Linked DNA regions of Homo sapiens: region 1 is linked to region 2. Evidence: chromatin loops called from intact Hi-C (ENCODE). Cell type or tissue: ascending aorta. All regions are shown on one strand. Region 1 overlaps MICAL3 (microtubule associated monooxygenase, calponin and LIM domain containing 3). Region 2 overlaps MICAL3 (microtubule associated monooxygenase, calponin and LIM domain containing 3).

Evidence for each region. Peaks named below come from ENCODE experiments on the same cell type or tissue, not always from the same donor. Only the 100,000 strongest peaks of a DNase experiment are listed, where the experiment ranks them.
Region 1: a loop joins it to region 2, with 7 times the contacts of the local background. A loop is called at or near these places in 2 of 110 quality-filtered maps.

What each region holds. Positions count from the first base shown.
Region 1 is chr22:17,945,740-17,948,239 of GRCh38, forward strand. The region is part of intron 1 of MICAL3 (microtubule associated monooxygenase, calponin and LIM domain containing 3); the gene reads right to left. Among named protein-coding and RNA genes, the nearest start is that of MIR648, 34 kb to the right of the region's middle. In ascending aorta, no CTCF peak of the experiment used is centred here; no DNase peak of the experiment used is centred here; H3K27ac peaks cover 703 bases.
Region 2 is chr22:17,873,687-17,876,186 of GRCh38, forward strand. All of the region lies in intron 16 of MICAL3 (microtubule associated monooxygenase, calponin and LIM domain containing 3), which reads right to left. Among named protein-coding and RNA genes, the nearest start is that of LINC00528, 98 kb to the left of the region's middle. In ascending aorta, no CTCF peak of the experiment used is centred here; no DNase peak of the experiment used is centred here.

The DNA of each region.
Region 1 (2,500 bases), 72 kb after region 2:
ACATCAAAGACTACAGCCAAAGCTTCTCTTCTGCCCAGAGAGCAGAGAAAGAAGGGATGAGGGAGAGAAGAGGCTGTATTTAGCAGGAAGACTGAGACAAAAGGGATGAGGTGGGTCACACAGGCCAAGCCCCACAGGAGCATGTTCACTCGGTGGCGGAAGGGCCATAGAAACTGAAGGGCCCAGCTGCTCTCTCAGCTTACAGGGAGGGGCAGACACAGGCCCAGAGGGATCCGAAAGCAATCACCTTATCAAGTTATTCAAAATCCAGATTGAAAGTCAGGACCGGAAATCCTCGCTAGTAACAACAGGGTATTAAGTGGAGGAGAGTGTGGCAAGCAGGTACAGATGACAAAGCAGGCAGCATCTCAAGTCCTTGGCTGGGTATTCCTGGGAGTCCCCTGTGGCTGTCTCAGGGAACAGAGACAGGATGCTCTTGACAGTTTTAACCGGAGCAGCTCTACCTGACCAGGAGGCCAGAGAAGACTGCACTTTCCCTGGCTTCGGGGGTGGGCAGGCACCCCTACTTCCGAAAAGAACAAAAAGAGAACAAAAGCTGCCTCATACCTTGTGGACCATATCAGAGCAGCCAGCACAGCTTGCATTCTCACACTCTGCCTGCAACCAGGACACCGCCTGTGTGAAACAACGACCCACATGTGTATTCACTGCACACACACGGCCCCGGAGAGTTCTTTCATTTAGTGTAGGGAACTAACTTATAAATGGGACACATCTTTGTATGTGCAAAAGATCCCTCAGGCGAGCCTCTGTGAGAACACCCACCTGCAGCCCCGGAATGTCTCAGCACATGCGACACTGAGTCATCTTAGCGCCACACACATGCAGACAGAGGCACTGCACACACATGTGGACACATCCCCAAAGTACCAGGGGACACAAATCCAAAACCACCAGGTGATTGGGGAAAGTTCCTCTTATGTGGAAGATAGAGGAAAAGCCAATGGCTAATGTGATGTTTAAGTGAGGGCTGATCTATTTTCCCCTTCTCTGCTCCAAAGCCATTCTACTCCAAGTGTGCACATCACAGGAGGACCTGAGGGAGTGGTGGGCAAGTTCCTACAAGCTGCCTATTTTTAACCTCTGGTCTTTCCTGCCCTCTTCCCTGGGGAACACCCCTCCCTCTGCTCTCCAGCAAAGGGCCCAGCTGAACCACATGATACCCCTTCCAAGCCGGAAGATGGGTGGGGAGGGCCCTGCTATCGCCTCTCCATACTTCAGATTTCAAAGAGTATGGACTGAGGAATTTGGACAAAAAGTGGGAGGGAAGAAATTGTTTAAATCACAAAGAAAGGAGGAGTGAGACTTCAGAAGAGAAACGCAGCACATCAAATATCTGCTGTCCATCTAAGATCAGAGCCGGGCTGCAAGGCCACATGGCTGGATTGGCCCCCTCTCCCCACTTCGTTCTCCCAGGCCAGCCTACAGCCGCTGCACGCGTTCATCTTGCAGCCTGGGCCCTGCCAGCAAGACTGTGCCCGCCAAGACAGCCTCTACACACCCAGAGGACAGTGGGCCCCCCAGCATGGCCAAACTGCCAATGAGACAATGTTTTCCCTTCATGAAGAGGTAACTGGGACAAGGAAATCCCTTAAGGAAAGAGGAAAAGACCTCGGTGTCTGCCTTGCTCCAAACTCCAATTTGCAGTCCAGCTTTCTCTCACCTTCACCGTGTTCTGTGCGCACCACTGAGATAGAATTACCAACATGAACTGAACAGTGAATTCTGCTCATTCTGGTTTTGCATCAACCTATCATTGTAAAATCAAAGTATGAAAGAAAAGATGCCTCAATCCCCTCAAGATCAAATTTTTATCTTATTTTTATTTGCTCTGTTGTCCAGGCTGGAGTGCAGTGGTGCCATCATAGCTCACTGTTAACCTCCAACTTCTGAGCTCAAGTGATCCTCCCACGTCAGCCTCCCGAGTAGCTGGGACCACAGGCGATGGTGTGCACCACCACACCCGGCTGATATTTTCTTAAATTTTTTGTAGAGATGGCATCTTGCTATGTCACCCAGGTGAAACTTCCTGGGCTCAAGTGATTCTCCCACTTCAGCCTCCCAATGTGCTGGGATTAAAGGTAATGAGCTACTGTATCTGGCCTAACTTAACAATGCTCATCTTCAAACCGCTTCAAATACAGTTATGAATTCATCCACACATACCGTGTCTCCTACCAGACAGACATTATGTGTTTAATAGCAAAAGTTTAAAAAAAAAAAACCCACAAAACTGCCAGTACAGATCCAGGATACCAACTCTAAGGTACTGGGTTCTCAAGCCTCTGCTCCTGTAAAGCAAGGCACGAGAGCTTGAAAGCTCCAGAGCTGATCTACCAGATGCCTGTGTCATCCACCTCCCTCCCATCCCTGCCACTGGAAAAGAAATCACACTGCAGTCTGGCAAGTCCCCACTCCCACTGCCTGCCCTGCTCCGGCGTGGCCTTACTCCCTCCACAGCAATCTGCAAGTGCCCCCG
Region 2 (2,500 bases):
AACTCAAGCCTCTTTCTGGCAACACTGAAACCACAGGAGAAACTTCCACGTCTCCATCATGAGCCGCCCTGCTCACACCTAAGCTGGGTGCCCAGGCAGCCCCGCCTTGACCTGTCCCGAGAGGAAGTCCTCTAGAGACTCCCACGATCAAATCACCCTTCCATGTGGAGATGGCCACACCACCATGTGGGTGATGCTCCTCTCATGAACTTCATGGAGTAAGGGGGCTCCCTGCCCCCTGGGGGAACCTGACCCTAATTCTGACTCAGCAACTCACCATGAGCCATTATCCCGGGGATGCCAACAGCCCCCTTAGGACATGGCCTGAATGGACAGACACATAAGGCCTCGTGTGAGGAAGAAACACAGAAGCACCGGGCAGGGGGAAGCAGGCGCTCGAGGGGCTCACAGATGCACACACGACGAAGCCGTTCTTGTGGCTCAGCTCAAGGCTCAGCTGAACTGAAGAAGCAATTATAGCTTTTAATTCAAAAATAAGATTCCCAAGGATTGGTGCCATTTGCCCATTAACTTCACAGATTATACCTATTAGTGGTCAAGACAAACACGTGGCTCTCAGATCTAAACCTTCTTTAGGGACACTAAAGAAACTGAGGCTTGGGACAGACAGACACCAGGCAGAGCTGAGCAGGTAACTTAACAGCTGACACTGAGGGAGCAGAAAATGGCATTTCTCTCATTCTGCAGCAGACACGGGGCAGTGTGGGCCAGATGCCAAGTATGAGGCCAGGACACCAAGCCAGCCCTGGGCCCTCACTGCTCAGCCAGGACCCTTTTCTCCTGAACTAAACCATCTGGGTTTAGTTGAACTAAACCTGGGGCTGCCCGTGCAAAGGCATCTGCCACATTCAGTTCTCAGCAAGTTGGCAACACTGACAAGCATCCCTGCAAGAGAGGTGAAGACTCAAGTTCTATTTGTTTCTGGCATGAAAAGCGATGGTTTCCTTCTCATCACTCATAAAAAATAGCAGAAATGTGGCAATTGCGGGATCGATCCCACCGCACACCATACGTGTGCATATGCTACCATGCACATAGGCCTCAACCCAGGCATGGGAAATACCAGTAGGAGCGGCAAAGAGACCTTCCAATCTCTCTAGAAACTCCCTACAACTGAACCAGTGCTACTTCAGATCCCGCCGCACACCATACGCGTGCATATGCTACCATGCACATAGGACGTGAGGTCTGGCGTCAACTCAGGCATGGGAAATACCAGTAGGAGTGGCAAAGAGACCTTCCAATCTCTCTAGAAACTCCCTACAACTGGACCAGCGCTACTTCAGGTGACAGCCGCGTACATTCCTCAAATGATGACAACAGGCAGCCAGAATACCGCATCATCACCCCTCCATTGAGGTGATTTAATTACATTGTGGTTCCTACTTTTTAACACATATTATTTTGGAAGACATGTGAAGTTAAAAAAGCCAATGGCTGCAAAACATTTATCATTATTTGATATAGTTGAAATAGGATCAAAGCGGGTTCACATCAACAGACCTGGATGTGTCAGATACAGTTGGATGAAAGCCAGCAGCCACTTTAGCTGAGGAGTGTGCCACAGACCTCACACACGAGACCGACACAGGCAAACAGCAACACATGCAGCTGGCTCCCTACAGGAGACGGGCCCAAGTGAGGAACACTGCAGCCTCCTGGGGTACATGACACTTGCGAAAGTGACGTGAGTGGAGGCTGCGGAGGGCAGAGTTTTAGTGAGTCCTAGGCCATGCTACCTGTCGGAGGGAGTCGGAGGAGGGAGAGGCGGGGCGGGCAGAGGAGCGGAGACTAAGAGAAAGCTCCCACTGGTCGACAAAAAATCGACGAGGAGGTTCAGGCTCTGGCTATAAAATACAAGATGGAGAAAAACAAAAGTAAAGGAAATGTTAAATTAAGTCACACACTGACCTCTGAACATAAGATGGTTGTAGAGCCTTTTACTCTAGACCTTTATCTAAATACCATGTATAGTAAAAAAAAAAAAAAAAAAAAAGTAGCTCCAGAAGCATAAGCGGCCCATGCAAGGCTTCCGTTTTGCTTTTAACTGTCCTTCCCTCATGCTTGCAGCAGAGCACACCCTGGAACGCGGTCCCGCAGCTGTGGGCCGCCCGGCACAGCCTCGGCCTCCCTCTGAATGGGTAAGGCAGCCTGCAGGAAGGGCAGGGGGATGGCTTGTCGACTCACATGCTCTGTGCTCTGCCAAGCAACCCCCGGCCTGAGCTGGGATTTCTCCAGGGCAAAAAGATTCTCCCGCCACCCTATCACTCCATTGGCCTTAGAAGTAGCAGGCAGCGGAGACAGCAAATCTAGAGTGAAGCTCGCTCCTTCTACAGAAGGGCCAGGAATGCAGCATCTCTTCCTTCCACTTAGTGCTCAGAGAGGCTCTGCTTGCCAAAGAGCCAGCTGAATCCCAAGCAAAGATGAGGAGAAAAGACTTGAGCCCAAATCCTCTGCAGACTGCACATAGCACACGTAA